Regions from separate parts of the Homo sapiens genome. Here region 2 is linked to region 1. The links are chromatin loops, found by intact Hi-C in ENCODE. Cell type or tissue: dorsolateral prefrontal cortex. All regions are shown on one strand. Each heading gives the region's core, and the rest is flanking DNA. Links, peaks and the distances in the headings are about the cores only.

Region 1 (5,319 bases), core at 74-5,073:
CCACTAGGCATGCACCACCATGCCCAACTAATTTTGTATTTTTAGTAGATACATGGTTTCTCCATGTTGGTCAGGCTGGTCTTGAACTCCCGACCTCAGATGATCTGCCCGCGCTGGCCTCCCAAAGTGCTGGGATTACAGGCATGAGCCACCGCACCCAGCCCCTTCCATATATTTTAAATCATCTCAAGATTAGTTATAATACCTAATACAATGTGAATGCTATGTATTAATAAATAGTTGCTATACTGTATTGTCCAGGTAATAGTGACAAGGGAAAAACATTTGTACATGTTCAGTATAGACAAACCATTCTTTTTTTCCAAAAATTTTGATCTGGTTGAATTCACAGATGCAGAACCCACAGATATCGAGAGCCAACTGTACTCCTAGCTCATTCACTGATGCTAATAGAATTTTAGCATCAAAGTAAACAAGAAAAAATTGAGAAAGATTATAGACCAGTTTCACTGATGAACATAGGTACAAAAGTCTGAAAAATTAGCAAGAAAATACAGTAACAAATAAAAAGGGCAATGCAGGTAAGCATATTCCAGGAATACCAGTATAGCTTGACATTAGGATAGCTATTATTATAATTTTCAAATTAAAGAAGAAAGAATATGAGGCCCTCAATAGATACTAAAAAAGCATTCCATAATTTTCAAGACTCATTTGTGATAAAATTCTAAGCAATATTAGAATAAAAGAAAACTTTTTTAACCTCATAATAGCTATCTACTAAAAACCTACCCAAACATCACACTTAATGGTAAAATGATAGGAACATTTCCTTTATATTCAGAAACAAGTCCAGGATGCTTGCTATCTCTACTTCTATTTAACATTGTAGGAGAGGTTCTGGCCAAACCAGTAAGACAGGAAAATAACAAACAACATAAATATGAATTTGAAAGAAAGAAACCAAACTGTCATTATCTGCAGACCATTTGCTCATCTACACATAAATCAAGAGAATCCACAGAAAAAATATTTGAATTAGGAAGGTTCAATAAGGTTGTAGAAATCAAGAACATTCTTATATACCTGATAAAGAATTAAAACATATTTTAAGGTATCCTTTAAAATAATAACCCAACCTGGCACAGTGGCTCACACCTGTAGTCCCAGCTACCATGGAGGCTGAGGTAGAAGGATTGCTTGAGCCCAGGAATTCAAGACCAGCCTGAGCAACATAGCAAGACCCATTTCTAAAACAAAAAAAAAAAATTTTTTTTTTTTAATTAGCCAGGAGTAGTGGCAACATCTGTAGTACCAGCTCCTTGGGAGGCTGAGGTAGGAGGATCACTTGAGCTCAGGAGTTCGAGGCTGCGGTGAGCTAATGATCACACCACTGCACTCCAGGCTGGGCAACAGAGCAAGATCTTCTCTCTAAAAAATAAATAAATAAAATAATAACCCAAACTATAGAGTACCTAGGAATAAATGTCACTAACTTTTTTTTTTTGAGATGGAGTCTCACACCGTCGCCTGGGATTGGAGTGCAACGGTGCGATCTTGACTCACTGCAACCTCCGCCTCCTGCGTTCAAGTGATTCTCCTGCCTCAGCCTCCCGAGTAGTTGGGATTACAGGCGCCCACCACCACGCCCGGCTAATTTTTTGTATTTTTAGTAGAGATGGGGTTTCACTGTGTTGGCCAGGCTGGTCTTGAACTCCTGACCTCGTGATCTGCCCGCCTCAGCCTCCCAAAGTGCTGGGATTAGAGGCATAAGCCACCACGCCCAGCCGTCACTAACTTATTATAAAGAAAATTGTAGAACTTTACTAAAAACATTGCGGAAAATCTAAATAAATGGAGAACTATAACTTATTGGTGGAAAATAAATCTCAATATCTTGAAAACATTTAATTTTACCCAAATTGATTCAAAAACTCAATGTCATTTCATATGAAAACTCAAGTTCTTTTGTGAATCATGACAAGTTGCTTCTAGAAATGTATATGGTAGAGTAAGATGTTAAGAACATCAATAACAAGTCTGAAGAAGAAGAAAAAAAAGACCAGAGGGCAGAGGGCAACACGCCCTATGATCTCGAGCCTTGGTAGAAAGCCCTGGCATGAAGTCGGGCTGTGCTGGGACAGGAAGAGGCCATCACGAGTGCAACAGAAGGGACCCCAGGAACAGACCTGCAGAAGCACAGCCCTTTTGACATCTGGGAAAGGTGGCTTTACAGAGCAAGGGGGAGAGGACGGACGACCGAACCAGCGATGGAAGGAACACTGGTTGGCAATATGGAGAATACACCATTAGATCCCTTTATATGTCAAATAAATTCCATGTGGATTAAAGACCTCTATGTTAACAAAAAATGTTTTGGAAGAAAATAAAGAAGAGTTATATCTTCACGCTACCCCTAGGGAAGGAATTTTTTTTTTTTTTTTTTGAGACAGAGTCTCACTCTGTCGCCCAGGCTGGAGTGCGGTGGTGCAATCTTGGCTCGCTGCAACCTCTGCCACCAGGATTCAAGAGAAATACCTAATGTAAATGACGAGTTGATGGGTGCAGCAAATCAACATGGTACATGTATACCTTTGTAACAAACCTGCACGTTGTGCACATGTACCCTAGAACTTAAAGTATAATAAAAAAAAAAAAAAGAGTTTCTTGTGCCTCAGTCACCCAAGTAACTGGGGTTACAGGCATGTGCCATCACACCTATTTTTATTTTTATTTTTATTTTTTGTATTTTCAGTAGAGATAGGGTTTCGCCACATTGGCCAGGTTAGTCTCAAGCTCCTGGCCTCAAGTGATCCACCCACCTCGGCCTCCCAAAGCGCTGGAATTACAGGTGCGAGCCACCGCACCCAGCCGGAAAGATTTCTTAACCCACCGAAAACACCAAAATGAAAGTTTGGGTATCAAAAGATATCACTAAAACGGTGACGAGAACCCCACCCACCTGGAGAAGGTATCTGCAACACATACAATTCAACGAAGGATTTGTACGCAGAATACACAGAGGACAGATAAAAATAAAAATTTACAAAAATCACAGAAGAAAATGGGCAAAAAGATATGAACTGGCAATTTACATGAAAAGATACTCAACCACGATAGTAATTCGGAAACCATATTTTCAAACTGTATCCACCAGATGGCAACATTTAAAAGTAGGGCACACCAAACGCTGTCAGAAGGAGGCCACAGGAGCTTTTACAGCTCACCTTGGGAGTGAACGGGTGCCACCACTTTGAAAATAACATGGTAACATCTGGAGGGGCTGCAGACCTTGTGCCCCAGCAACTCTGCAAGTAGAGATGCTATACATATTCACAGGGAGAAATACACCCAAATGCAGAATGACTTATCATTACAAAAAGAATGGAGACAGCCCAAATGCCCAGCATCCAAGATGCAGATGAATGCAGAGTCGGCTGCAGGCCCCTCGAAGTTTCAAACACACAAGCAGCACTCCACAGACTCAGGGCAGACGATGACACTCCAGGAGCGATCAGCACCGAATTCATGGTGCTGGGCGTGGAGGGGGTCTAAGGGCCTGGACGCCACCAAGGCCACTCGATGTGCCCGCCATGGTGACGTGGAAGGACCTCCTTCCCGCCAGGCCCCATCTGTCCGTCTTCCTCCCCAGGGTGATGTGGGTCGGCCGAGATGCCGGGTGGTGGTGAGCCCTCTGCCAGTGCTACCCTTGGGGAGCAGGTTGGAAATGCCTTATTTTGAAAGCTAATGTGGGCATGTGGCCGTTGGTTGTAATATTCTGTATTCCTTGTTGTATATTTTTGCTACCACATGACACAATTTTTAAAGATGTAACTATTGGCCGCGTGCAGTGGCTCGTGCCTGTAATCCCAGCACTTTGGGAGGCCGAGGTGGGCAGATCACTTGAGGTCAGGAGTTAGTGGCCACCCTGGCTTGTAACATGTTGAAACCCTGTCTCTACTAAAAATACAAAAATTAGCTCAGCGTGGTGGCAGGCACCCATAATCCCAGCTACTTGGGAGGCTGAGGTAGGAGAATCACTTGAACCCGGGAAGCAGAGGTTGCAGTGAGTAGAGATTGCGCCACTGCACTCCAGCCTGGGCTACAGCGTGAGACTCCATCTCAAAAAAAAGAAAAGAAGAAAAGAAAAGAAAAGAAACTATCTTCAAGAAGTTGTTCTGTCAGCCAACCTGAGAGGGAGCCACGTGGCCCCAAGGGTGGCCAGAGCCTATGGGCGTGGCTGATGGCAGAAGGCAAAGCTGAGGATGGGGGTCTGACACAGCTGAACCCCTGAGAAGGCGGGGGGTTGCGGTCCACAGTGCCAGACACAGCACATGCCAGAGCCCAGGAGAAAGGGTGAGCTCCCCTCAAAGACAGAGAGGGGCACCTCTGGGACAGGTGGGGCAGGAAGTCATCAGAAACAAGAAGCATGAACTGGTCCTGTGGGGTGAGGTCACGCTGGCTGGAGTGGCCAGAGATGAGGGCACAGGCTCAAGGGTGGCAGGGAGGAAGCCAGAGGGGTTGGGATGACTGCTCAGAGCCAAAGAAGATGCCGAGAAGCTGGTGGTGGCAGGGTGGGGTCTGCGCTGGGGACATAGAGGCAACACCACGGGTGTCTGAGGCTCTGACTAGACCCAGGATGCACCCACAGGAAGTGGGCAGAGAAGATGGCCCGAGGGCAGGAGAGGGAAAGAGGGCTGGGGGATGGTGGCCATCCATGTGGGTATGTGGGTATGGCCAGCCGGCTGTGATGACTCCAGGAAAGGGAGACCATGAGCCCTGAGCCAGGGGCCCCAGGACAGAGGAGAGGGGAACAGAATCCATTCACTTGGTAAAAATGCATGCAGAAAACCCACTGGGCGCACCGGGCCACGCCCCGCAAGTCACTGCAGGCACAGAGGGCAGGGTGGCCCCGGAGGAACTCCCCTGTTGCTTTGGGGCTCTGGGACCATTTCAGGTTCCTGCCTCACCCTGGGGTGGGGGCATCAGCAGAAAAAGCCAAGTCCCTGTGGAAGGGGGCTGGGGGTGGCACCAAGGCAGATGACAAAGCGTGCCTCAGCTCGAGGAGTGTCCAGGAAAGACCAGGCATGGGGTGACGGTGAGGGCCAGACACAGGCCTGGCACAGGCACTCCCTGCCCAGCTGCTGGAGAGGCCCATGCTGCAGAGCATCGCACAGGCATCCGCCTGGAGCCCAGACGCCCTTCACCTCTGGGTCTGCCTTCACCTCAGGGGCCCGCCTTTACCTCGGGATCTGCCTTCACCTTGGGGATCCACCTTCACCTGGGGATCCACCTTCACCTCAGACATCTGCCTTCACCTCGGGATCCACATTCACCTCAGGGATCTGCCTTCACCTC
Region 2 (5,319 bases), core at 172-5,171, 210 kb before region 1:
GACGCATCCAGAGGCGTGAAGTTCCTCTGGGAAAAGAGAGGGCTCCAGGGTGGCCGCTGCCCAGAAGGCCCTGTGCTGCAGAGCTGCTTCGGGTGTGGGAGGGGCTGCAGAGCTGGGGCACGGGGTTGCTGGCAGGAACTCAGGGCTCTCTGGGTCCCCTCCAGGCTTCCCCCCAGCCTGCCGGCAAGTTGACACTACCAGTTCTCGGGAGGGGCTTCTGCTGAGATGAGGTTTCTTCCAGGGGTGAAGGGTGGAGCCAGGTAGATGCAGCGGTAGCATCTGAGCTCCTGTCCCAGCTCCAGGAAGGGGAGTTCTGGGTGGAGGAGGAGGAGTTCCTCAGGGAGTTTGACGAGCTCACCGTTGGCTACCCGGTCACGGAGGCCGGCCACCTGCAGAGCCTCTACACAGGTAGTGCCCCGAGGGGCTGTGCTGGGCACGTGCTCTGCCTGCCGAAGTGAGGAGGCTGGGCAGGTGCCTGGGTTCCCCCTGCCCAGGCCCAGTTTGGTTCTCTTCAGCGTGGAGAGATGATTCTGTCCCAGGAGCCGGGAGGAGGGTGATGATTCTGTCCCAGGAGCTGGGAGGAGGGTGGGCTTGTGGGAGGGGCTGGCTCTGTCTGTGGCCGTAGCTGCTGCTTAGACCCTGCCAGGGTTCATGAGGCCACCATGGCGGGAGGCCAGCGAGGAGCCGTGTCCCACAGCTGATGCCTGGTGTTTTCTCACTAGAGAGGCTGCTCTGCCATACGCGGGCGCTGCCTGGGGCCTGGGTCAAGGGCCAGTCAGCAGGAGGCTGCCGGAACAACAGCGGCTTTCCCAGCAACCCCAAATTCTGGCTGCGGGTCTCAGAACCGAGTGAGGTGTACATTGCCGTCCTGCAGAGATCCAGGCTGCACGCGGCGGACTGGGCAGGCCGGGCCCGGGCACTGGTGGGTGACAGTCATACTTCGTGGAGCCCAGCGAGCATCCCGGGCAAGCACTACCAGGCTGTGGGTCTGCACCTCTGGAAGGTAACTCAGCCCCGTCTGGCTCACGCTCGGTTCAGCAGGTGGTGTGGAGGCCCATGGAGGTCTGGGTTCTAGGACTGGCTCTGCCGGGACACATGTGACTCTGCCACGGGCCCCACCAGTCTCCCCCCTCCTTGGGCTGTTGCACGGGGTTGACGTCTGCTGGTGCTCCCAGACCCGGCTCTGACCTGAGACTGCAGGTCTTTCTGCCTTGCCGTGTGCCTCATTGGCCAAAGGAAAGCAACAGAGTCTGCAGCCAGGGCAGGACCCGCAGGAGGGGCCTGGACCCGGGGGGCTCCTGGCAGCGCCGTGCCTTTCTGAGGCAAGGAGGTAGAGCCAGCGGCTGAGGACCTGTCAGGGCCAGTCCCAGCTCTGCAGCTTGCTGTGTGACCTGGCACACATCCTCTCCCTGCCTCCCTCAGTCTCTTCCCCTGCAAGACGGGGTCCTGACACGGATCTCATGGGATTGCTCTGAGGCCCAGGCAGTCCCAGGCTCAACCACTGGTTCACAAAGTGTGTTGTTTCCAGGAAGAACAGATGGGGGCGCCTGAGGGCAAAGGGCCTGAGTGTGGGTCGAGGATATGCCGGCTGCTCGCTCAGGGGCTGGGTTTTCATCTTGTGTGTCTTGACAGGGTGTGACACTTGGCACCACACTGTTCCCTGTCCCTTCATGGATGTGGCCCACATGATGTTCCTTTCCTCTTGCAAAAGAAGTTGCTGGAAGGCCCACTGTCCAGCAGCCCCCAGGTTGCCTGGGCCACGGTGCCTTTGTGGGCCCAGCTACAAGGAGGACTTGCAGGCTCGTGTCTGGGACAGATACTGGCGCCAGGGCCAAGTGAAGCCCGGGATTGGTGGGCATCTCTAGCTGGTCCCTGAGAGAGGGTGGAGGGTGCTGACAGGCCTTGGCGCTTTCATCTGTCAACTCCAGAGGCCCTTGTGCTTGCAGCAGGGAGGTCAAGGCCAGGGCGTCTGACCCCGGCCGCTCCTCCACACTGAGCCTCCTGCACGTGCTCACAGGTAGAGAAGCGGCGGGTCAATCTGCCTAGGGTCCTGTCCATGCCCCCCGTGGCTGGCACCGCGTGCCATGCATACGACCGGGAGGTCCACCTGCGTTGTGAGCTCTCACCGGGCTACTACCTGGCTGTCCCCAGCACCTTCCTGAAGGACGCGCCAGGGGAGTTCCTGCTCCGAGTCTTCTCTACCGGGCGAGTCTCCCTTAGGTGAGAGGAACCGCGCAGTGCTGCTGGCTCTCCGAGGCCACAGGCCCTTCCAAGGCAGGATTTGGGCACTTTCCCTCTGTGGTTGGCAGGTGTCCATGTGGGAACTGAGGCCACCGGGAACCTGCTGCCAGCGCCCTCCCATGTTTGTCTTCTTGGCAGCGCCATCAGGGCAGTGGCCAAGAACACCACCCCCGGGGCAGCCCTGCCTGCGGGGGAGTGGGGGACCGTGCAGCTACGGGGTTCTTGGAGAGTCGGCCAGACGGCGGGGGGCAGCAGGAACTTTGCCTCATACCCCACCAACCCCTGCTTCCCCTTCTCGGTCCCCGAGGGCCCTGGCCCCCGCTGCGTCCGCATCACTCTGCATCAGCACTGCCGGCCCAGTGACACCGAGTTCCACCCCATCGGCTTCCATATCTTCCAGGCAAGCTCCTTGCCCCAGGGAGGGAGGGGGAGCAGAAGGGGCCCTCAGAGAATTTGCATCTTGGCCTCCATTGTCCCAACAGAGGGCTCTGGGCTCAGTCACTTGGGCTCCCCCTGCCCTTCGAGGCGCTGCCTAGAACCCGCACAGGGCCCTCTCCCATCTCCAACCTCTCAGAGGCAAGGCCGAAGATGGCCTCTGGAAGGGCCGGGGGCCTGGGAGGTGGGCAGGGCTGATCCAGGCAGGGCAGGTTTCCAGAGGAGGTGGTGAGTGGGGAGGAAGGGAGAAGTTTGGAGAGGACAGGAGGCCGAGGTTGAGACCAGCGGGGGTGGGTCGAGCCCTGGCTTGGGAACGCAGGGGGCTGATGGACTCAGGAGTGAGAGGAGGGGAGGCCCAGGCTGGCTGGCCACAGCAGCCCCTCGGGTGTGAGGAAGTCCACAGTCACTGAGCTCAGCCAGCAGCCCCTTGTCCACTTACCCTGACTCAGAATGACTGTGTCCCAAGGTTCATTCTCTGCAGACATGTGTCCCCTGGAATGCAGGGGCCCTGACGAGGAAGGCACTGCAACCCTCGGTTCACAGTGGGCTGCCTGGGGACCCTTGGACCCTCGCTGTTTGCCCTGGGCCACCGGCTCAGGTCCCCTAGAGCTCTGAGGAAAACACATGCCAGGGCCAGTGGGAGCCCTTGGGGCGGGCTGGGCAGTCACAGGTGTTAAAGCCCCTGATGATGTGACAGGCCTCCAGGCGGGGGCCCCACTGCCGGCACCTTCTGGCAAGGGTGGCCAGGCCTTGGTGAGGAGGCGAGTCCAGTGTCCAGGCCTGGCAGCCCCTCCTCAGAGAAGGGGCTGTATGTGACTCAAGAGGGCCAAGGGCATCCGAGCAGATGGCCCTGGGCTGGGCTCCCTACCCCAAGGCTGGCCCCCTCAGTCTGAGCCTGCGCTTTCCTCAGGTCCCAGAGGGTGGAAGGAGCCAGGACGCACCCCCACTGCTGCTGCAGGAGCCGCTGCTGAGCTGCGTGCCACATCGCTACGCCCAGGAGGTGAGCCGGCTCTGCCTCCTGCCTGCGGGCACCTACAAGGTTGTGCCCTCCACCTACCTGCCGGACACAGAGGGGGCCTTCACAGTGACCATCGCAACCAGGATTGACAGGTGGGGCTCTGGGACTTGGGGGCGGCCAGCTGGAGGCTGGGGTGCTGGAGTCTTAGTGCTCGCCTGTCCCCCCACGTCTCCTGCCTGCCCCTCACCCTCAAGCCCCTATCTGTCCTGGCAGACCAGGGCTGTCCTGCCTACCTGGGGACCCTTCCTTGCTGGTCTGAGCCTGGAAGGAGAGTCTAGTGGGAGGTGGGCCAGGAGCACACAGCCACTTGTGTGACAAGTGCAGTCTGGGAGCGCTGATCTGGTGTCTCTCCACAGGCCATCCATTCACAGCCAGGAGATGCTGGGCCAGTTCCTCCAAGAGGTGTGTATGCAGCCCCGCCAGCCCGGCTCACCTGCCTGGGGCTGCCTGGTGGCCTAGGGTCTACCTGCAACCTCAGGCAGGTGGTTTCTGCCTGGGACGTGAGGTGCCCTTGACTCTTCCTGTGAGAGCCCCGGGCGGTGCCTTGAAGGGCAGGGGGAGCTGAGGCTGCGTCCCATTCCCTGGCTGCACTCGGGGTGGGGTGTGAGAAGGGGCGAGTGCCACCGCTGCCCGGGCCCCCCATCTGTCTTTGCAGGTCTCCATCATGGCAGTGATGAAAACCTAACAGGGTGGCCCCCTGTGCCAGCTCAGGTGACTGGAGCCCGAGGGCCTGACAGGTTCCCAGCAGCTGGGCCGGCCAGCCTTGCACTGTGGGGGCTGGTCCTGAGTCTTGGCCTGCCTCCCAGCCCTGCCAGGAGGCTGCGGCCTAGGGGTCCACGGGAAGCCTCCGTCAGGAGAGACGCAGCCCTGGGGGCCAGCTGGTGCTGCAAGGAAGGGTGGGAAGCTTGCTGGCTTCTGTTGCGCCACTGAGACGGCAGAGACCCCAGGATCCCAGAGCTTCCCAGGATCCCTCCCAGATCCTCTGCTGACTCCATATGGAGGCCTCACACCCAGAGGGTAGGGCAGCAGATCTTCTTTATAACTATTTATTGTTCGAATCACTTTTAGGATGTAACTTTATAAATAAACATGAGCGCTGATGATTTGCAGATCAGTCTTGCTCCAGGTAGTTCCAGGCTGTGCCTGCTCTTGCCAAGCAGGCTGTGGGGAGGGCTGGGTGCCTGCCGAGATGGTGAGGATGAGGATGGCCTCTGGAGGGGCTGGGGGCCTGGGAGGTGGGCAGAGCCAACCCAGGCAGGGCAGGTTTCAGGGGGAGATGGTGAGTGGGGAGGAGGGGAGAAGTTTGGAGGGGCGGGCCCAGGGCATGCCCCAGGCCAGGGGGCTGAGGTTGAGGCTGGCCGGGGCAGGTCAAGCCCTGGTCTTGGGGGACACAGACTGATAGACTGGGGAGTGAGGGGTGGGGAGAGCCAGCGAAGGCACTGCCAAGGCTGTGGCGAAGAAGGACATCTCGGAAACGGGTGTTAGAACCGGAGTTGCGCAGAGGGAGGAACCCCAGGTTCACATGGACTGGGAGCCTTGGATCTGGACGGCTCCTCTGCCTCCAGCCAGGGTTCACCTGCGCAGTGTCCTAGGATTGTTTATTTCCCCAGGCCTCTCTCCCTCGT

What was found. A loop is a pair of places that touch in the nucleus more often than their neighbours do. Peaks named below come from ENCODE experiments on the same cell type or tissue, not always from the same donor. Only the 100,000 strongest peaks of a DNase experiment are listed, where the experiment ranks them.
Region 2: it touches region 1 in a loop (2.5-fold over the local background); 2 of 110 quality-filtered maps call a loop at or near these places.

Annotation. Positions count from the first base shown.
Region 1 is chr2:240,807,280-240,812,598 of GRCh38, forward strand. The region is part of intron 1 of KIF1A (kinesin family member 1A); the gene reads right to left. Among named protein-coding and RNA genes, the nearest start is that of KIF1A, 10 kb to the right of the region's middle. RefSeq lists an enhancer at 4,454-5,064. In dorsolateral prefrontal cortex, for the core only: a CTCF peak has its summit at 3,109 (motif pointing right); no DNase peak of the experiment used is centred there.
Region 2 is chr2:240,594,302-240,599,620 of GRCh38, forward strand. CAPN10 (calpain 10) reads left to right here. Exons shown (of 12, transcript NM_023083.4): 6 at 242-408; 7 at 723-1,003; 8 at 2,018-2,220; 9 at 2,380-2,641; 10 at 3,587-3,786; 11 at 4,051-4,096; 12 at 4,350-4,803. The coding sequence ends at 4,379. Among named protein-coding and RNA genes, the nearest start is that of CAPN10, 10 kb to the left of the region's middle. In dorsolateral prefrontal cortex, for the core only: no CTCF peak of the experiment used is centred there; a DNase peak (open chromatin) is centred at 2,340; H3K27ac peaks cover 1,078 bases.